Linked DNA regions of Mus musculus: region 1 is linked to region 2. A link is a loop called in an ENCODE intact Hi-C map of the cell type or tissue named here. Cell type or tissue: heart. All regions are shown on one strand. Links, peaks and the distances in the headings refer to the core of each region. The heading gives the core; the rest is flanking DNA.

Region 1 (11,613 bases), core at 2,314-10,313, 530 kb after region 2:
AAGTTGAACTCTGGCTTTCAAATGTAGTTAAGACAGAGATGCACTGTTATATAGCTATACAATTTTCCAAAAGCAAACAGTCAAAAACAAAACAAAAACAACAAAAAATAATTGGTGGATATTCAAGCAAGACAACATTTGTACTTTAGCATTGATCTTCCCATCATAAGTAAGTGAAGCAACGGGTACTGTTGTTCTAAGATCACAGATGCTCTACTCCATGATTTACAGACTCTACCCTGTAACTTATAGAGTATATTCCCATTTGCAGCTTGTATCTAACAGGAGTCTGTCTCAAAAATCTTAATTAATATTTTTTGCAATTCAGGAACTAAAAATTCTAAACACACACATACAAAGATATTGTTCTTATAAATGGGTTCTCTGTAAAAGCAAGTATAAGCATACCATTTCTATAACTTGCATTTATTGATTGTGACATTGAAGGTGTGGTGAGATATGATAGAGTAAGTAGAAAGGATTGGAGAAAAGATGATAGATGTAAATAAAGAGTAAGCTTAAAATACTGAAGACAGAATTTTACTGTTAATGCAAAATGCTAAGTTTTTCATTGATAATGATGTTCTGTAGGACTGTTGATTATCTACCTACTTATCAATTATCAAGCTACCTATCTACCTAGACTGGATAGAATTCCATAAAAAGTAAACAGTGCTGAGAATGACAGGGTGAACAAAGCTCAGAATGGGTGGCTGGCATATTGTCAGAGGAATTGAGGCTATGTAGGAGTAGAGAAAATCAGGAAGATATAATCAGGAATAAGGAGGAGCCACCCTGTCTCCAGTCCATGTTGTATATAGATCTCAGGAAGAAATGGTTCCCTTCTAAGAGGGCTTCAGGAAGAAGGCATAATGTGGGTCTCAGCCAAATTTGTCATTAGTAAAATCCTCTAAATGCTGAAACTCTTCTCGAAACAGTCTGTTGATTTTGCTCTCATAAAAATTTAGCTATTCCCAGAAGAGAAAGGCATGGTTCAGCTAAACCAGGATAATTTAGGGAGTGTCCAAACAAATTGAAGGAAGAGGTGTTAGCCGATGATGTACTGAAGTTACAAATGTCCCAATGTTAAGATTAGAGAGACTGGACAGAGGTTGGGGTAAGGTCAAGTTCTCGAATGCACAATGCAATGCAGGTATACATTCAAGTGTGTGCCAAGAGATGTGTAGGGTATATTCAAAGATATATCAACATTAGGACTTGGGCACCTGGGATATTGGAGTTCTTAGAAATCTCAGATCAATACCCCTCAGTGAGGGATCCCCTTAGTTCTGGTTGTGCCTTCCTTTGGGACTGTCACTTTAGTATAGTCCTAAGAAATGATCTTCCCAGGATGAGAGTACTATACTCCTTCCTTACATTTCCTCTTCTGTGATTATTAAGACTGAGAACCTGTTGGCAGTCTTATCAAGTACCCACATCAACTTCTAGAGTATCTTTTTAACTACAGAAATGAGACCATAGTGTCTACAAATATTCAAAATTCAGAGGGGTGTGTGTGTGTGTGTGTGTGTGTGTGTGTGTGTGTGCTTGCACATGCGCACACCTGCAAGTGTGGACTACATAGAAGTGGTTACCATAATACAAGAAAGAATGTTTGTTGCATGGCCAAACCCAGCATACATTCATTTGAGTCACAGTCAGCAAACCTGACTTCTGCATACTTTGCTTGCTGTGAACTCATGTATGTATGTGGACCCATAAAAATACACTCACCCTGGAAAACCTGTTGAAAACATTCTTCTTAGTGATGAAAAAGATCAATTTGTTTATGTGATGATATCATATTCTAATTAAAGCATGAATTAAACCGTATTGCATGTTTAAAGACCTAACCATTGCTACCTCCGCAGAATTTAAGTATTACTATCTCAATATTGCTAACAACTGACCTCAAATAATATTGCCCAAAATACAAGATATTAATTTCTGATTTTATTTCTTTTTTTACAGGAAGAACTAAAGAGACTACAGAATCCTTTAGAACAAGTTGACGATGGAAAATATTTGCTTGAGAAGTAAGTGAAAGTTCAAAGGAAGTTATATTATTTGCTACCTTAGAAAGATGACATGAAAAACAAATTCTGAGAAGGCAAAAGTGAATAAGTAAGTTTGACAGTTGCTCACAGTATCTTTGGGCTAAGAAATGTGTTCTCATTGAGATATAGGTAGATAGGTTGGGCTAGTTCTACTGATTGAACCGATGAATGAAATGTGTATACATCTCCTGTGTAGGTCCTAGAACTTGAAACTTAACCCTGTTTTGTCTCTGGTTTTAATCACAGAAGGCAAGCATACTTTTTGAAACAAGGCAAGGACAAACTAGACTATTAGAGTATGCATTTGAAATAGCACTTCAAAACAGAAATAAAGTTAAAAATGTGCTCTACAAAAAGCCAAAGAGAAAGATAAATGATCTTACACTTACATTTTAAAAACAATGAATACTATTTAGAGTACATGAGAATTCTATCTTGACTTCAACTCAAGGTCAAAGTCTTCAAGGGTTTATTAAACTTTAGTTTGTAATTTTATAAGGATTCTAAAGCTTTGATATGTTTAGCTGATTTAAAAAAAAACAAACCATGTGCTGTCAAGACAAAGGAAGAGAATGTAGCCATCCTATGCTGGGACTTACAGTGGAGTCTATATTGCTAAGGGTTAGCACATAATTTTTCGTTCAACTCTGATGTGACCTTTGATTTAGGCAGGGTTCTGACCTTTTTGCAGATAAAGGAGGTTTCAGTAATTTCTCCAAGTTACTTATCCTCAGCTGGTGTGTGAAGTTGACAGTGAAAGCTGGGTCTGGAGGCCTCCCGAGCCCTCATGTCAACAACCACCAGCTGAGTCCTCATGAACTGGCAACAGGCATGGGGAGTCTTGCATGGTTCTGGGCACTAGGAAAGAATGTTAGTATTCCTGAGAATACAAAAGTAGGTAATGACAACCATGAGAGCTCTCAAAGCACATACACTACTACAAAGAAGTAAGCCCGAGTAGCTTGGGAGGATAAAAACGAGTCTCAGAAGGAACACAATGGATGGTCGCTAAGGAGCAGCTATAAGTTCCTCCTCTGTTCCAGAAAGCAGAACATGGATTAGTGAACAGGGTTTACAGAAGCAGCCATGTTATTGAAACAGATGACAACCATTTTGAAATGCCAGCCTGCACCACGCCAGAGCAGACATTTTTTTTTTTTTTTTTTTTTTTTTTTTTTTTTTGGTTTTTCGAGACAGGGTTTCTCTGTATAGCCCTGGCTGTCCTGGAGCTCACTTTGTAGACCAGGCTGGCCTCGAACTCAGAAATACGCCTGCCTCTGCCTCCCGAGTGCTGGGATTAAAGGCGTGCGCCACCACGCCCGGCGCAGACATTTTTGTTAAGAAATGAGGTGACAGGTACAAGGAGTGCCTTAGGAGAGAAGAGGTGAAAACACCCAGGATGTGGAAAACATCCCTATAAATGGAACACCTGAGGTGCGAGTTCTCTTTCTCTCTTTCCCTTGCTTTGTGAATCAGGATCCATCATTTAACCACCCACGTCCCTGATGATGTAAAAAGAGATAACCCAGGACATATGACACCTTCACTGTCAGCCCCCTTCCCTTCCCATGTGGGTGGGTGTTTGGACAGGGCATCTCAGGTTTTTCCATGTCTGTGGTGTACGGCCTTGCCATGTCATCTACTGAAGGACAGTGTCTCACTGTTGATTAGATGAAGATTCTGAGTTACACACACATTTGAGTTAGGGCATTATTGTTATGCCTGGTCTCATAATATAAGTAAATAAGAATGCAGAAACTTATTCACTATGAAAATACCATGGAGTTTTTAAAAAGTAGAATTTCCTTATGACCTAGAATTCCCATTACAAGATATATCCAAGGGAACTGAAAACAGTCTGTCAAGAGATGTTGTACTCTCCTGTAGGCTGCAGCATGACTCAGAATCACCATGACATAGAGACAGCCCCAGGGGCAGTGGATAGATAAAGAAAATGTGGCACACAGACAGAATGGAATATTATGCATCTACAGAAGCATAAAATCCCGTCATTAGTTATAATATGGATAAGTTTGGAGAAATTGCATGAATAAGCAATCCGGATACTGAAGGAACTCTTTAGATCATCATCTGTGTAATTTAAAATAGTTGATCATATGAAAGTGGAGAAGTAGAATGGAAATTTCCAAGTGCTTGGGAGGGACGGTTTGGGGGCAGAGAAAGGGGAAATAGGTACTGTCTTCGTTACCGTTGAATGGGAACAAGAGGTTCCTATCTATCTATCTATTCCTTTGCGATAGCATCTCTCCTGAGACCTGAGACCCATGTTTTCTTAGCTGGGATGGAAGTGTAAGGGCCCCAGAGCTCTTGCTTTCTCCAGAACATTGCATCTGAGGTTACACACATGCTCAGACTCTAGGTTTGTCCCATGAGTGCTGGGATCTGATTTCTAGGCTCCGTGGTAGCAGGTCAAGCAGGCAGCATTTTTAACAGCTGAGCCACATGCCAACCCTAAAATGTCCAAGTTTCCTTGATTAGTTGAAAAAAAAAACCTTATATTTAAAAAAAAAATCTTTTCTTACCAGCACTTTCACTGGCTATATGTAAACAGTAAAGATTTTAGCTCATCCTAGAAAGAATTTTCTTCTAGTAATGACATTAGGGCTACATCATACTTCTTTTGCCTAGAGAGAGAGAGAGAGAGAGAGAGAGAGAGAGAGAGAGAGAGAGCTTATGGAAAATGTCCTGGCTCAAGCCCCACTGCAGACAAATAGAATCTGGAACCCTGGAAGCAGCATCTAAGAGCTCCCTTCAAGTGGTTCTGAGGGGGATCTGGGGTGAGGATGTGCGTAGGCGCATCCCAGTCTGCAGTTTCTCAGCAAACTCCCAAGCAGCCCCATTCTCTGAGGAGGCAGTGCCTCTCTGATGTTCAGCCCATACACTTAGTCAACCTGGCTACATCCATTTTTCATTATTGATTTAAATGTAGGAAATGAACTCCAAAAGTTTTTTTCTCCCTTTCTAATTGACCACAGCTCCATATCAAATCTCTTACTACCACCACCATGTTAATTCCCCAGCTCTGGGCTCTCAGGGAGACGTGAGCAGCAGTGAAGTATGTGTGGGCTTGTTCCCCCAGTCCCAACACCAGTGTAATCGTTCCCTTGTGCCATCCAGAGACTCAGAACAGCTAAAAACAGCTGTGAATGACCTGCCTGTCTTGCAGTTTGGTGTGTTCTCCTGTGAGGGTGGAATACTCTAGGGATGGGAATTGGCTCTCTTCAAAGCACATAGACAGGCACAAGTCCTCCCATGCAGGGAAGAGTTTCAAATGAAACCATCTCTTTCCTAGTTGTCAGGGACAGAGAGAAGCAAATGCTACGGGCGCCAGACTCAACATTTAAATGGATTTCTTCGTACATTTGCATAGATTGCTGGAAATTTTTCCTGGTTTGCTTCCAGGCAGGACTCTGCCCTTGAGAACTGTCAGAGTTTGATTGAAAAACCTGGGGTGCTTTGAGTGAGCAGATGAGGCATTTCGTTACAGCTGTAGCTGACTTGGGTGGCGATGTAAATCACCTCCGCAATTCACAATGACTGTAAGTTAAGTGATCGTCGTGTCATAGCAGTTGATTGGTTATTCCCCTTTGGAACATTACATTTATCCCAAACACTCAACCGGCATTTTGTGGTAGACAGTTGGTGTGAAGGGCAGGGAAGCTACAACTCCACACTATAAAGCCAGTTAAGGGCATTTACATACATGTGTGTGTGTGTGCGCATACACACGCGCGCACACACACACACGTGCACACACACACACACACACACACACACAGAATCACAATAGAGCTTGGCAAGTGTCCAAGACCAGAGACAAGTAGTTAGTAATGCTATTAATTAGAAGACTTCTTGGGAGTCTATTATTTATGGTAATTACACATTAACTTAAGTAATACCTTAGTCTAGGTGCCTTTCTTAGTTGTAATTATTGAGCTAGTCTCTCGCTATCTCTGACAGGAGACTTGGCATTCTATGTTCCACCACTGTGCTGATAATATATAGTGACTTGATGAGCCACAGGAAATTATTGACGAGTTGCCCTGTCACTAGACAGTTTAAGCCAATAGATGTTTGTCATTTATAGTTTGTTGGTAATGTATAAGTTATATGACCAAATTAGGTCATGTATTTTCTTTATTAAAATATTGCTGTTGTTGCCTTTGATTATTGCAAGTGATAATTGCCTGCATTGCAGGCATTCTTTGACAATTTGTTAATTTGTAATTAATGGTATGCTTAATAGACTTTAACTTTAAAACACCGTTGTTATAAGACTACTGTGCTATAAGATTGCATGGTCATGAAGTGAGTTTTGTATGCTCACCTACTCTGGGTTGGATCCATTGTGTTTCCTGTTTAATAATCAATCACACACACACACACAATTATATATATATACACACACATACACACACACACACATATACACACACACACATATATATACACATACACACACACTTGTAACACACACCTTCTAGACTGAAAGAAGATGAGCTATTGTTGGTGTTCTCACCATTTTAACCACATTCTTTGAGTTATTTCTGGCCCACAAATGACTGAATAATAAAGAATTGACAGCAAATTCTGAATACCAATGCCACAGAATAAGAAAGAAAAAAAAATGTTTCTTACTCATCAACAATCAGGCTGAGCAACAGCGGAGCTACTTTGGGCTCATGGCACCACCTAGTGGTCATATAGAATATCTGCCTTGTCAGGTTTTCTCACTGGCGTGAAGGAAAGTAGTGGGGTAGCTCTAGGATAGTTTCCTCCTCTTCCTCTTCGTGTGTGTCTGTTCTTTCCTGCTCTCTCAGTCATGATTCACATAAATTTGTGTAGCTACCTCACATTCCCATCTCATCCCTGCGTCAGTCTTAAACATCCCTCTGAACCCCCTGCTCTAAATCCTTTGCTTCCCTGAAGTGTTGGCTTTCGAACTGGAGGTCCCCATACACTGGTAGCTTGTTACAGCTTGGTAGGTTACCACTTGCCTTTAACAAAACATAGACACACAAGAATTGATATCAAAGTATGACCTACGTTTTTTGGTCCAACCATGTACATCCCTTGTACGCACTATGCATTCTACGACTGAAGTCCTAGTTTGATTTTCCATTGCTGTGATACAGCAGTGACTAAAACCAACTTAGAGGGTGGGGAGTGGGGGAAGGGTTCCTTGCAACTCATAGTTAACCAACCATCACTGAGGGAAATCAGGAAGGCAAAAACCTAGATGCGGGGACTGAAGCAGAGAACCTAGAACTGGAGGAATGCTGTTTCCTGGCTTATTTCCAGGCTCACGGTCAGGTACCATCCTTATATATCCATGACCATCTGCCCAGGGGTGGCGCTGTCTGCAGTAGGCGCTTCATTCTCACTTTCTTATCCACTCTTCAAAACCTAGCCAAGGATAGCGTCCATATTGAGCCGTAAGCACCCAGGGAGGGACCATGTCTGCAAGAAGCTGTGGTCCTGGTGATTGTGAGCTCAGAAACAGCTTACGGGATGAAAGGGGGAAGGGCCTTGGCAGTGGTATCTTTGAGGATGGATAAGGGGTAGAAATAAGAAGGAAAAGAAAGTAAGGGGTTAAAACAAGTTCACTGGAGCTATGCAGTCACCGCTAGGTGAGTACTGTTTTCTGTGGGTCTAACCCTGTGGGAAGTGCCCACATTACCTCTTTATTTATCCAAAAGGGTCAATTTTCAAGCTTTAGCACTTGAGTAGCAGAGATGGGTAGAAAACAGCGGAGAAGGCAAAGATTTGTTTACAGAGCCAGGTTCCTTACCACAAAAAAAAAAAAAAAAATTTAATTAGGATTTTTGTTAATCAATCAACATCACTCTTTTCAAAACTGTCTCAGTTAAAAGAATTATCCCTGTGAGCAATGGCTTTCCGGACTGAACTACATAGATACATTCTTTCTCTTTCTAGTCACCAGCTGGCCATGGATGTGGAGAATAACATTGAGAACTATCCCCTCAGCCTACAGCCCTTGGAATCAAAGGTGAAAATGTAAGTTGTCACAAAGTTCCGGAGGTTAGTTGTCCAGGCATGTGCCTTGGGTGCTTGTGAACAAACCTGGAGCAGTGTGGCAGTACAGAGTCACACATTTCTTTATTTCACATTTGTGTGCCACGGGTCCAGCCAGGGTCGAAACAGCAGCAAATGTAGCTTTGGCCCACACCTCCCATTACTGGCCATGGTTGGATGGATTTTATGGAATTCCAGCTTACTGTTTCTGTTTTTCCTTTCAAGGCTAGCAGGAGTCTTTGTATCAGCCTTCATTTTGTCATCTCACCGTTGGAGACATCGCCTTGCATGCATGCACACAATTTGTAAAGCCCTTCTTTCTTCCTATTTCCATCCCCACCTCCAGTGCTGGGGGAAATGACCCTTTATCTTTCCTGCCCCCACGAAGTGGGTGGTGCTTCTGCATAGCCCCACCCAAGAAAGACCCACATGACCCTCCCCCCCCACTTTCTGTTATACCTGACTATCATAATAAATTAGTGATAACTATACCGCAACATTAATAAAACGAAGCTGGTGAGCCCCAAAGTGAAGCAAATCCTACTGGAGAGCAAGTTATCAACCCTTAAAAGGTATTTTTAGGTAGAGAAAGGAGCTTCAGATCCCCCTGTGTAGTACCCAGAGTGTTCCATTCACACTCATTCTGGGATTCTTCCCTATTCCGCGTCTCCCTCAGAGGCACAAATAAGAATTGCCAATGTTGGTGTACACAGTTCTCCTTCTTCCTCCCTCTCCTCCCAAGTCCCATTAAAACTCTAAGATATTTGAACACCTGCAGAGTTTCAATATGTCTGAACTTGAGAAACACAGATCATTTGTGGAGAAGCTCAAAGAAGTCACTCTGAAGAAGGGTGGCTGAGGGTGAGCGGCTTTGAACAATACGCCACCTCTGGGTTATAATGTCCTGCTGAGGGAAGAAAATAGCCATCCGCATCACTCCAAGTCTGTGCCCACCATACACATCACAGTGTGAGCATCCGGCCTCCCCTTCATGATAAGCCCAGACAGTTTCTGAACTGACCAGGTACCCTGCTAGGAAGATCTGTGCCTCACATCCTGGCTGGAATGACTCTGCCTGTTGAATTGCTTTCTGCAAGCAAGTGTCACTTTCACTGCAGAACATGTTGAAGTGCAGGCACAGGTTGCTGAGTTATTAGGAATTTCATTCAGATGAGTCCTGTTAAATGAAAAGGTACTGCATAGGGACTCTGCTGTGTGGGGAAACGGAGAGTGCTTCATGGAAGAATTAAGTTAGGAAAATGCCTGATCCTTTAAAAAAAATCATCTCCAATCAAAACAGAGGAATGGGTACTGAGAAGAAGAAGAATCGAAGACAAATCAGCTCTCTGGGTTTGTGAGTCCAGCCAGCGGAGAGAGCTGGGGCTTTATGACTTCATGTTTGCTGGTTTGATGGAGGAGTCTCAGCTCAGTGAAGTATAAATGAATGCTTTTTATCTCTCGTAATAGCTCTGAACCCCATTTCCAGTTACTGGAGGGGGATGGGGCAGAGAACTTCATCTTGCCCAATAATGGAATTTGAGTCCTATCAGAGTTCACTCCAGCTCAGTGAGTCCTGTCTAATCTGGTTATTAAATTCTTAACTCCCTGGGCATGTTGCTCATATCCCTTACACACACACACACACACACACACACACACACACACACAGAGAGAGAGAGAGAGAGAGAGAGAGACAGAGAGAGACAAAGAGAGACAGAGAGAGACAGAGAGACAGAGAGAGACAGAGAGAGACAAAGAGAGACAGAGAGAGACAGAGAGAGACAGAAAGAGACAGAGAGAGAGAGACAGAGAGAGACAAAGAGAGACAGAGAGAGACAGAGAGAGACAGAAAGAGGGAAGGAGGGAGGGAGGGAGGGAGAGAAAAAGGGAGGAAGACAGGGAGAGCTCACATCATATAGCCTGCACCTTCACCCTGTCTACTCCCATCTTCCTTCTCTCTGCCTCCCTCCTGTTCTCCTTTCTGCTGCAGACCGTCCTACCTCCCCTGTGCTAACTCCCTGAAGCTGCCCAAGTCCCCCACCAATGATGAGCATTCAGGCTTCTAGACCTCTGTCTCTTTTATGGGGGCTGCAAGGCTTGGAATCTTGGAGGATGGGGGCCACAGGATCTACCAAAAGCCCTCACCAATGACACAGACTTCACCTCCTCATTGGCTCTGCCTTTTGCTCTTTTACAGGTGTCTTTTATGACAATCTTTCTGCAGGACCTTGGTAGAGGTCCTGGGAGAGGGCACATCCATTCTTGCTTCCCAAGGGACAATTTTCTGGCATAAAGAGAACTGGTATAAATATGGCCTTTGTCTGAGCATTTAGGGTCACCACCAATGCCACAGGCTTTGTCTTAGGGCCTCCGTCCTCTGTTGGTGGTGACATTGTTAAACATCTGCTGATGAAAGAGAAAAGCAATGCTCATTTTTATCATAAAATCTACCCTTCTGGTGCCTTCTCTCTCCTCCCCGATGGAGAAGCACTGTAGGCTCCAGTGCTGGGTTACATGGCTGATGATGAGCCCCAAAAAGCTGGGTCAGAGTGAGACCTTGAGAGGCAGAACTCCAAATGTAAAAGACAAGCAAGAAGAGAACTTCTCTTGGTACAGGCAACGTGTCCTGTGTGGTCAAGTGAGTGCGAACCCCAGCATGGCGTGTGGGGCAGCACAAGATCCCTTCAGTTGGCTTCTCACACTCAAGGCATTGTGAGAAGGAAAATATTTGAAAGAAATTCAGAAAGAGACTGCAATGCAGTAGGGCAAAGCCTAAAGAAAAAAGCAGAGGCATAAACAGGTGATAAAATGTGTGAGTGTGTGAGTGCATGTTTGTGTGTGTGTGTGTGGGGGGGGTCATCAGGATTATGTGACTTCATTCAACAACACACCTGGTGAGAAGTCATCCTGAGTTTTAGACTTGGATGATCAATGGAATGTGTCAAGAGAAGGAAAAAATCAGGACCACAGAGAATTTATGGAAGGCATTTGGGAAAATTGAAAGACAGGTTCCCCACACACCAGGAGAAGGTAAGCATCCAGATGAAGGATGCCAGTCCAGCTTGGGAACAAAAGCTGAGTGTGTTCTGACTGCAGGCTAGAATGACCTGTGGGCAACAGATGAGTGTCGGTGCCCTGTGGAAAAAAAAACGAGCCACCTTTCAGCTCCCTGAGCATCATCCTTCACGTCTGGGCCAGTTACCAGGTTATAAGTGACTATCAAGAAGTTCTCCCAATTTAAACCATTACCATTATGCCAGGGCATTGTCTCTTGGGAAGCAAGAATGGATGTGACCTCGCCTGGGAAGATGATTTGACAATATTTTCTGATAGAACCAACATATGGGCATGTTGAACATCAATCAGTTTTCGTTTAAAGATATATTTGACAGAATTGGATATCTTGCAAGAGAAAAAGACACTTGTTGAGGTTTCAGAATTTGTGAAAACATTTCATAAAAAGCTTGGCTGAATCACATTGTTAAAGTACAGTATCTAC
Region 2 (11,112 bases), core at 1-8,000:
GAATTCCCATGCTCCAGCAAAATCCTGCCTCCTTTCTCCTCTCTGCCATTGCTAGCTAAGCCCTGGCCCCGCTCCTTTTCTCTTAAGGCCCATCTAGGGGGAGGTAGGCACATGAGAAGAAGCAGGTTGCATTGTCAAGGGCTCAGCGGCTTCTAGTCTCCCCTCGAACCACTGGGACACACCACTCTAACATTCTGTTTCTAAATGTCCCCTCCGGCTTCATCTTTGGTGAGAAAGCATAAATGCCACACTGTTCCAAGAAAGGCAAACCTCCCCACCTCATAAGGTTGCTTTTATGAGTCAGGCTCAGTTGGAGAAAAAGAACTCATTTGTGACTAAAAATTGTTGTACCATTCTTAGGTTCTGGACAGACTGCATATTACATTATACCTCGGAATTATATTATTGCATTTTCTCCTTCCAGGCAAGGGTTGATAAAACAAACTGAGTTTATATTACAAACGTCGGTTACTGTCAGAACAGGCCACAGCCAGTGGAGCACAAGGACATCTTTTCCTGTGGACACTGTGCATTAGCAGCCAGACTCAGTGGGCCAAGATGAAAGGTGTGTTGACTTCCATTTGGCAGAATCTGGATTCGAGTTCTTGACCTGGGGAAGAAAACCAGAAGGGAAATTGCCAGGACCTGTCCACAGCTTGGTTCATCTCTGGGCCCATAGTGGAAGGGAAGGGTAGCTATAGGATATGCACAGCTTCCAAGGTCTCTGTCCAGTGAGGAGGGAAAAGAAGGGCCTTGGCCTGGCCGTCTCCAAGTTTCCCAGTGATCTCAGCACCCTCCCTGCTACTGTGATTTCATTTAACAGTTATCTGAACCTTGCCTGCAGCAAGGCCTTGTGCCATCATAGCGAAGGAGCTGAAGTCATGTGACACGTCCTGACCAGTAGAAGCTTCTGGTATAATCAGAAGACATGACTACAAAGAGAAAATAAAGCTGACTGTTCAAAAGTCAGGTCAGCATCTAGAGACTGCCATATCCAGGGATCCACCCCATAATCAGCTTCCAAACGCTGACACCATTGCACACACTAGCAAGCGTTGGCTGAAAGGACCGTGATATAGCTCTCTCTTGTGAGACTATGCCGGGGCCTAGCAAACACAGAAGTGGATGCTCACAGTCAGCTATTGGATGGATCACAGGGCCCCCAATGGAGGAGCTAGAGAAAGGAACCAAGGAGCTAAAGGGGTCTGCAACCCTATAGGTGGAACAACATTATGAACTAACCAGTACCCCGGAGCTCTTGACTCTAGCTGCATATGTATCAAAAGATGGCCTAGTCGGCTATCACTGGAAAGAGAGGCCCATTGGACTTGCAAACTTTATATGCCCCAGTACAGGGGAATGCCAGGGCCAAAAAGTGGGAGTGGGTGGGTAGGGGAGAGGGGGGAGGGTATGGGGGACTTTTGGGATAGCATTGGAAATGTAAATGAGGAAAATACCCAATAAAAATATTTAAAAAAAAAGTCAGGTCAGAACAGCACCTGGTCCAGGAAGTTAGACAGAAGACAGGCGGTTACAATAAAATACTGCCAGTTTCAAGATCGAAGCAAAGGGAGCGAGGGCAGCCAGTTCCCAAGAACTATAATGCCTGGTAATGTCGGGAAGTATTTTAAAGGGCCTCGGGACTGGTGTGCTTGGGCAAAAAAATGTCCCTATAGACATTGTTATGAAATGGTATTTCCCCAGGGTCACTCACTAATTATATGGATTGATAAGATTACCCTAGTTTATTTTGGAGACAGATGTGACTCAGATGGCTTTGAGCATAAGAGACAGAACCACGAACCAAGAGCACAGTTGACACCAAGAAGAGGCAAGGCAATGGGGCTTCCCCTAGGTTCCCAGGGCAATGGAGGCCCTGGGACACTTTGCTGTCAGCCCAGTGTGACCCATGTTCAACCTCTGACCTCCAGAACTACAAGTGAATCTATTTCATGTTTCAAACCCACTAGCATTATGGTAACTTGTCATATGGTGGTAAGAAGAAACAGAGAAAATTAGTTGTGATCCCTAATGTAATCTTCGCTGTGGACACGTGCGCTGGGTGAGCCTGTGGATTCGCATTCATCTTCTGTGCAAGTACACACACGCTTCTCTTTCGTAACTGGATTCTAGGGGCGGATATGCCCTGAACAACCATAACAAATAACCCAGACTAGACACTTGTTATGCCTACTAGCCTTAACCAGCTTGGCTCTCTTATTTAATAAACATTCTCCGGGTGAGCTGCCACTGCCCTGCCTGCATGTGTGCACATCTAAGCACGGAATGACTCACTGCTAAGCAGTCATTGTAACTGTGTATTATTAAAGATCACTCTTTTAGGCATTGAGTATTTGCGTTCAGTTTCCAGTAGCACCATTCTGAGCCTTAAAGGAAGACTCTAGGGCCCCGTGTAGATCGATCACTCCACCCCCACTAGGTTTTATGTGGAGCACTACCAACACCACGTAAATACAAACATCCTGGTCTTACACGTAGGAAACCAAATTAAAGCGTTGTGGACAGGAGGGGGGGCATAGAAACAAAGCCAACTTATTATGGAATGGTTGAGGATGTGCCCACTAGCTAGCTCGTCTGGGTACAGTTAGCTTAGGCAAAATTGGGGGCAAATTGCAAAGAAAGCCAGGCAAAATTTTTACCCCTGCTGACGTTCCACACTCAATGCAGACCCAGACTCTGCCCTCTGGGAGCTGGAATGATGGGGCAAAGACTATACTGTGCCTAAGCATGGTCATGTCAGGGCAGGAGTGTGCTACCTCTCTGCTCTGTGTTACAGTGTCTCCCCCACCAGGCAGGGTGCAGGTCTGAAGTGAACATGGTCCACACAGGGGTGCCTCTGATTTGGCTGTTGTCTTGTGAAGGTCCTAAAAGCGGTAAAGAGCTTTCTTTCAGTGAAAGAAAACACTCCTTCGCTTTCCTCTTGTATTATCTTCCCTCCTGCGTATGCACCGCAGCCTCTTGAGGTCCCCAGTGTTAGCTTCCATGTAATGCGTTCTACATAATGCACTGCTTTCCTATTCTTAAGACTGACCCTGAATTATTGACATTAATGGAGGCAAGCCTTCAAGAGGAGCCGTGATTAGGTGTCTGATACTGGACTAAAGTGCTCCGCAGATGGAAAAGTGGTGAGGCTCTTTCTTAGTGGAGTATGTGCACTTGGCGCTGTATGGCCCCGGGGACACATTTTGCTCCTGCTTCAGATCCATGCTACTTTGAATCCTGGAAGTACAGCCACTGCTCTACCTCCTGGCCTGACAAGGGTGGCCTGATGGCTTGCCTACATACCTACGGGCTAGCCACTCGCCATTCACTTACTGCCTAGTTAGAAATCTAATGTTGGGTGAGCGGTGAAGAATAGGCATACAAGTGTGTCAAGGCCATTGGCCATATTTGCTTCCTACTGCTTAGAGACCATGACCAAAAGCAACTTGGGGAGGAAAGGATTTCTCTGGTTTACACTTTCCCAGAGCAGTCTCTCGCTGCGGGAAGCCGAGGCAGGAACTCAAGCAAAGGTCGCAGGGCTTTACTGGCTCCCTATGGGTTGCTCAGCACCCACTGTTTTTTTTTAAAAAAAAACACAACCTGAGACCACCTGCCCAGGGGCTGGACCTTTCCACATCAATCATTAACCAAGAAAACAACCCCCAGAGACTTAGCTATTGGTGGATCTGACGAAGACATTGTTCTCAGTTGGGGTTCCTTCTTACTTCCTTTTGGTCAAAAGATGACAAAAGCAAACCAAACCACTGCCACCACCACCACCACCACCACCACCACCAACAACAACAACAACAACAACAACAAGCTAGCAAGCACACTCACAAAATCCAAGTTAAATGCTCCAGAAAGAATTGATGAAGTTGTCTCTTTAACTCTTGCTGTTTTGAGCGAGCCAGGATTGTGGAGGAAGGGGAAAGGGAGGCTGGAGGGTTGGGCATCCCACCCTCTGCAAGCACACACCCCGCTGGCAGGGAACCATAACTGACACTGAAATGATGTGCTATGGACATGCTTGCTTGCTAGGAAAACCCCATGGAGTTCTAGTTAAAGGACCCTCCATAAATATAAAAGGACCCATTTATACTCACTGGTTTTTATTGCCCTTCTCCCACTACACCTTGCCTGTCTGTTTGCATTGTGTCTGGTCTGGGATAAGAAATGGGTGTTTGTCAATTCCCCCAAATCAGCTGATCCCAGAATGAGTTGACTTTCTTAGGAAGTATATGCCCAGGAGACTGTGCTCAAATCCCCCAAATTTCAGTGAAAGCAATATTTCTAGTAATGGAAAAAGCACCCTGGGCCTGATCCAGGACAACCAGTACCTAAGAACTTCCACTACTGCCTGGAATCTTCCCCACACCCACTGTGGTCCTGAGGCTGTGCTGTGTGGTAGCAGGAAAGTTGAAAATTTTGATTATGAATAGGTAGTGTATGGCCAGGAGCAAGGTGACATCAGGCAGGCAGGGATAGCAGAGAACACAGGCAGCTGTAAAGTCTCCTCTGCAATTAGGAACTGAGACCAGGTCCTTGCTCTTTCTTACACCATAATCTGCAGTGATGGCTGCATCTGACCACCAGAGGGCAACAGTGTTTCTAGAATGAGGACTCTGAAGCACTAAAAAGAGAATCGAGGGAATCTTAGAGCTGGAGTCATTTGGGTGCCTGGCTTTCATGCTTTGTTTGTTTTGTTTTGTTTTGTTTTAAGACGAAATATACAGCAAGAACTGCGTCCCTCATCACGACCGAGTTTATGCACATGTTTCTGAAACACGACTCTCTGCTTTTATCATGTGAATACATAGTCTATAGCCCACATTATTTCATTACATAGAACTAAGAATATAGCTCAGTGGTAGGACAGGTGCCTGGGGTATAGACACAATACACACACACACACACACACACACACACACACACACACACACACACACACACACACCAAAACAAAACAAAACAAAAAAAGGAAACAGCAGCACCTGCTTCAGATTCCAGGAAGCCAGTCCTGGTTTCTCCATTCTCACAGAGCCTTGCAGGCCCTTGCCAGATGTCTATCACTTCAACACTGGCCTGCTTGATCGTCTTTAAGGGTGGAGTTTTAGTAACCTTTGAAGGAAAACAATTTCACTGGATTTGTGGAAGAACTTGATTCCTGGCACACTGGCCTCTTTTCCTTGGCTCCTGCAGTCACATAAGTGTTAAATTATCAGCGAGGTTAAGGGGAAATGTAACATTGTTTCTCATAGCCTTGAGTTCCAAGTTTATCTGTGTTCACGCGCATACACCACCATTTGGGATGAGCTAGGGTCACCTTGAAGTGACCACTACAGATGCTGAACAGCACCCAAGCTCCTGCTGACACGAAAGGAGTGAGCTCTCCTTCAGATGTTGAGAGCTAGCTGCTTTTGTAAGGATGCCAAGGGGTAGCTGAAAAAGCCCAGAAATGCTAGGTATTTTAGGAGTTTAAAAAAAAATGACATTTATTATGTGTGTGCATGCATGCTGTAGCAGGCACGTGGAAGTCAAAGGACAACTTGGGGGAGTCAGGTCTCTTCATCCACCTCCTGGTCAGAGGATCAAACTCACAAGCTTGCCAGCAGGCACCTTTACCCAACGACTGTCTCACTAGTTCTATTTTATGATTTTTTTAAAAATCATATTGGATTGAAAGAAAATAATCCCTGGTATTTGAAAATTGGTGAACTTTGTCCGTCTGGGTTTGTTTGTTTGTTTGTCTGTTTGTTTTAATAGAGAATTCTCCCCCCCCCCACCCCCCAATAACGAGGGAGGTTGTCATCAGGGCTCCTCTTTCCTCAAAGAAGAGGACAAGATCTTAAGTTGTGACTTCATTTCTCCGGTGAACTAGTAAAGGCTGGATGGAGCCTGGAGTAGAGACTGTCCCTGAGACAGTAAAGATTGTTTTGCTGTTGCTGTTTATTTAACACTCACAGTAGTTTGCCTTTTTCTAGAAATAAGGAAATAAGGCTGAGAGTTACGAAGGTGATTCACATCATCTGATGCTACACGGAGGATGGTCTTTATCATCACACCAATTTAAATCTTATGCTCCACTCTACAGAAGATGCAAGGCTGCGGATCTGTGGCTTTGTGGAACACCCCGGGAGCCTCATTGCCTCGGGATTCCGCAGTTGTGTAACTTTAAAAATCTGTTTAATGAAGAGAGCAACACATCTACAGCCACTGTCCGGAAATCAGCAAGCGATCTAGGAGCTGAAAAGTTTCGATCGCCCTTTCAGTTATGCAGAAGACGGCGGCCCTGTCACTCCCTAGTTAGATTAAGAAGATACCAGAACTGAATGGTCCCTGGTCAGACCCCTGAGTAACCTTTACCACTTTATCCCGAAGCCTTGCACTGGTGGCCTGCCATGAACAACGAAACTCTAGAAACGTGTCTGCGATGTAGAGAGCTGGCTTAGCTTTTGTACACACACACCTCCCCTACTTTGGTAGGAGCCATAGAGTCTAAGCCATGAGTAGACTGGGTACACAGTGCGCATGCCAACACCCACACTGGGTACCCCGACCAGGGGCTGTTATTCATGGGACCTTTTTTCTTAGGTTCTCAAACACGCTAAGTATTTCTGGCCTCAGAAATACCGGAAAGGCAGAGGCAGCGTTGGAGGGCTCCGCGCCTCTCGCGCGACACAAGCTCAGGCTGGGAACGCTGCGGTCCCCGAGCGTGTCCCGCCGCGTCGCGGCTCACTCACCCACGCGCGGCCCTCCTGCACGGTGGCCAGCACCCGTAGCGCGCTGGGCGAGCCCGCGCGGAAGTTGAAGAAGTGCAGCGCAGCGCGCGCCGCCAGCTGCAGGATCCCGCGTGGCAGCCCCACGGCCGCGGGCTGCCGGGGGACTTCGGTGTATTCCAGGTCCGCGGGCTCAGTGACAGCAGCGGCCAGTGCGAGGCTCGGCAGCAGCCAGAGGCTCAGCAACAGCGCTGGCATCGGGGGTTGACGGGGCTGCATGGACACGGGCGGCAGGGGCCCACGGGGCTGCGTGGATGGGGAAAGCTGGCGCTGAGCTCCCTGGACCCGGTTCGCAGTGCTCACGGAAATAGGCCACGGCGGCCACTCCCCTCCGCCCCCGGGTCGCCGCCCTTCCTCGCCTCCCTGTCCAAGCAGAAGGACCAGAAGGCGCCTCCGGGAGAGCGGGTCATGTCCCATGTCCCCATGACGCGGTGAGAGGGGACATGGGACAGTGGGGCGCCTCCTTGAGGGCACACTCCGACTCCAACTCTGGGAACTTAGCTTGTCGCCTGCGGCTGCTGCAATTTCACAACCCTCAGGTCTTAGAACCCACTCCAAAGGTTAGTTGAGGTGAAAGAGGAGACGGGTGGTGACAGGGACCAGTGGCCTTGGCCTTGATGGGGAATTTGAGAAGAGGCAGCTGGAAACAGGGAAAGTGTGCAGAGGGCGGGAGCAGGTAGTGAGCACCTGCAGGCCAGGTAGGGAGGAGGGGCGGTGGGCGACCGGACAGAGGTTTTGAGAATCAAGTAAATTAATTAATACTGGAGAGGGGCCTTGGGTTGAAGCCAGATTCCAGTGGCGTGAGGTGTGGAATCAACGCGTCACTGAAGGCAAGAGGTGGCTACTATTTTCTAAACCACAGGTAAGAGAAAGCCCTTTAGGGACCTGTGAGGTGGCTCAGTGAGTAAAGGTGCTAGCCACCAAGCCCGATGACTGGAGTCTTGCCAGGACCAATGTAGTGAACAGAGAGAACATACTCAAGCAAGTTGTCCTACGACCACCACCCACCCACCTACCTACGTACAACATAACAAATTAAATAATAAATGAAATGAAATGTAAGAGAGACAGAACAACCGGAGATACCCAGGGGTCTAGCCCACCTCATCAGCAGCAGTCGCTATCCTGAAGGACCAAAGAATGATTGAGACCCATTTGTTAACTACTGCTTGTGAAGCTGGGAGACACCTGTGGAACAAAGGGAGCAGTTGGCTGGGTATCTTTCCTGCCATCCCAGCCTGCAGCCTACTGCCTGCCATCTGCCTTAGACTCCAGTGCTCAAAGACGGGATTCTGGAAGGAGCCATCCTATGATCACCAAGCCATAGGCCTGTGGACAAAGAGAAACTGTCTAAACGATACTCCCCCCTGTTGCCCATCTGTGGACTGTCTTTCCTTCTGCAGATTTACGAAACACCTGGGTCATGGGGAGATGAGGATGAGCAACCAGATAAACATCTGGAGCACACCTACAGTCGATGAGCCAAGGGAACGTGTCCTGTGCTGTTTGCAATAGCATGCTCTGCAGAAAATTGAGGAGGGAGCCAGAAGCCTTAAGATGGTGACTTAACCCAGGTCAGGGCTGGCAGTCATATCAAGAGGGGACAGCAGAATCATTGGGGTAGGTGGAGTATTTCAAAAAGGCCCACATATCCTTTGTTTCCATTTTCTTTCCCTCTCTCACCCTGCCCCTGGACTAACCATGGTCAGTACCCATATGGTCACTTAGGAAGCAAAGTGGACATCAGCTGTCAGAAAACATGTGCTTCCTAGTGTACATAAGAGGCCAGGATACCTGTTCCCACTCCTGCCACAAATGCCAATGAGCAGAGATGGGTTGAATATTATGTTGCACTTTGTATAGAAAGGCAGGCAACCAGAGAAGGCAGTGGATAGACATCCTTAGGAAAAGCTGCCTTCCATCTCACCGAGCCAGGAGGAGGAGAACAAGGCAGACAATTATCCTGGAGCTGCCATGCCCCTCTGCTCACAGGGACAGTCACATCTTTGAGATTAGAGATGCCTGCCCCCCCCCCCCCCCCCATCATCTTCCCTGAAAGCTTCTCTCATTCTGTAAACATCTAGGCTCAGGAACTTTCCTGGAATATGCAGTGTAGTTGGTGTCTTCTGGAGTCAACCCTCCATTTGTCTAGGGCTGAACTCGGGACAAGTAAACTGGTTCACAGTGTGCATGTACTAAGCTGTTAACATGTACATGCAGATTCTTTTTTGACGTTCACAATTCACTTTGAATTCAAAAGTGTCCCTAGCCATATCGCCTGTCAAGACTTCCCAGTGCCTGCTACATAGTTATGAATGTACCGAATACCTCTGGAAGAACCAACCAGAAACAGTGGTTGCTTTTGGATCATGGAAGTGAGTGGGCTTACAATGTTGGTCTTTTGACCTGAGATAGCACCCCCAGGTTATCCAGAGCCTGGAGCCCCTGCTTGGAGCCCAGATACTTAGGTTGAGCTGAATCTCCCCCACTTGTGCTTGGGTGGCACCTCCTGCCCTACTGGGTGATTGTGAGGTTCGAGTGTGCTCATATCTACATGTATGTGCCGAGGTGAAAGTAATGGCTATTTGAAATTGCTATCATTGTTGCTGTTGCTAGCAAGTTAAAAAGAATTGTGACAACAAATTGAAAAGAAGATAGAATCTTGACAAAGAATAAATCCAGCAGTGACTTTCTTTTTATAAATAAACAAGGGGTTGTGATTAAAAGAAACTGATGGGCTATTCAATAAAGATATTTCCTCCAACCTCTATCACCTAGTCTTTTATAAGTACTATTAGCAACCAAGCCATATATAAATCTATATCCCTGTTGTAGTTCTTCCCCCTGGCAAAGGTGAAGGTACATGGGTTTGGCAGATGGATAGGGGTAACTCCACCTTGACTACATATTGCTGAAGTCCAGTAAAGTCTAGACAGGATGAGAAAGATGTTTATTTCTGAGTCATGGAACCAGGGACACTAGTGGAGAAAAAGTAGCTCATCTGATTCCTTTGCCTTCATTTCATGTTCTGGGAGGTCTTGGCTCTTGTTAAGGTTAGACCCTGTAAACGTACACATTCCCTATACTGTGTTCTTAGCCCACAATATCTGTCTCAGAACCCCTTGAGGAAGGCTCTTGGCTGTCTACAGAAAAACAGGACCCCTACTTGCTTAGTGCCAATGCTTTTCTAGTGGATATGGCACCTCTGGCCTCTGCCATGGAGTTGCTTTGGGTTCATGGGGGATTTCATGGTGTGTCTGAGCCACCTGAGGATCACCGTGGTAAAGTAAGACCCTAGCGGTCCTTGCTTAGGAGAAAGACCCTGAGTTTGGGGCTTCCAGCACCTACCTATCTACATTATCTCATACTCTGGAAGGGAGTCAAAGGCTGCAGGGCAAAGGGAGACCAGCTGCTGTGGAGCCACTAGCTAGAGTTTTCTAAACCCTGGGGGTTAAGAGCTGAGGCTTCCCTGCAGAAGCAAATTCTTTCTGATGGCTGAACTAGAGACAAGGAAGGTCTTTCCCAAAGAGATGCTGTAGAGGACAGGGTGATCATTTTTTCTTCTACCACCAAGGAAAGGTTTCAAAGAAACGTATTGCATTTGATGTTTGTACTTCAGAACCCAACTTTCTGATGAACATGTCATATCTACACTAGGTATATGTAACTTCAGCTATGGGTCAGATATGCCAAATGCAACTGAAGATCTGAGATCCTAAGTTAAACTTACTTAAATAACTATTTGTGGCTGGTGACAGATTTGAAAGCTTACTTTGACTGACTTTTGGCTGTGACGTCTGATTTAATAAAACGGGGTGTGATATTTTGGAAAGCCATGCTTTAGAAGAGGTGCTAGGTGTTTCTTCTTGCAGGATGATCTTATACGTCTTCACAGTTTAGTGGAGTGCACTGGGAACTAAAGAGGTTAAGTGGCTCACTCAGGTTTCATCATCCTAAAAACAGGGAGTGAGGTCAGGTTCACTCCAGGCGCTTCTTGTCTCTCCCACAGCTTCAGATGTTACCAGGGTTCTTTGAGTCAAAGTCTGAGCCCTGACAGTCCTACCAAGCTGACGTGGCCACTTACAGAGATAATAGTGAAAAGAAGAGAGAAGTCAACTTTCATGGTCCTGATGCAAGAGTTAAGGGCAGTCCTCTCCCGAGTGCTGCTGCCATGACTCACCCATCAGGCCAGCTGCGCAGTCTGTCCCGCAGGGTGGTGTCATGAATGCCACAACTAGGTGACATCTATCTTCTAGAGGTAAACTTCTTTGGTTTGTACCAGGTGCCAGCCTTCCCTTCCCCTAGAATGGGATTCCCTAGGGGAAACTGT

The links. A loop is a pair of places that touch in the nucleus more often than their neighbours do. Peaks named below come from ENCODE experiments on the same cell type or tissue, not always from the same donor. Only the 100,000 strongest peaks of a DNase experiment are listed, where the experiment ranks them.
Region 1: a loop joins it to region 2, with 23 times the contacts of the local background. A loop is called at or near these places in 22 of 42 quality-filtered maps.

What each region holds. Positions count from the first base shown.
Region 1 is chr3:68,039,223-68,050,835 of GRCm38, forward strand. Iqschfp (Iqcj and Schip1 fusion protein) reads left to right here. Exons shown (of 11, transcript NM_001113419.2): 2 at 1,972-2,036; 3 at 8,016-8,096. Iqcj (IQ motif containing J) reads left to right here. Exons shown (of 4, transcript NM_177585.3): 2 at 1,972-2,036; 3 at 8,016-8,096. Among named protein-coding and RNA genes, the nearest start is that of Schip1, 20 kb to the right of the region's middle. In heart, for the core only: a CTCF peak has its summit at 6,783 (motif pointing left); no DNase peak of the experiment used is centred there; H3K27me3 peaks cover 498 bases.
Region 2 is chr3:67,508,415-67,519,526 of GRCm38, forward strand. Rarres1 (retinoic acid receptor responder (tazarotene induced) 1) reads right to left here and starts at 7,109. Exons shown (of 6, transcript NM_001164763.1): 1 at 6,747-7,109. The coding sequence starts at 7,001. Gm40067 (a long non-coding RNA gene) reads left to right here and starts at 6,835. Exons shown (of 3, transcript XR_001783859.2): 1 at 6,835-7,342; 2 at 10,792-11,040. In heart, for the core only: CTCF peaks have their summits at 4,595 (motif pointing right) and 7,235 (motif pointing left); DNase peaks (open chromatin) are centred at 4,597 and 7,077; H3K4me3 peaks cover 1,320 bases; H3K27ac peaks cover 665 bases; H3K27me3 peaks cover 1,141 bases.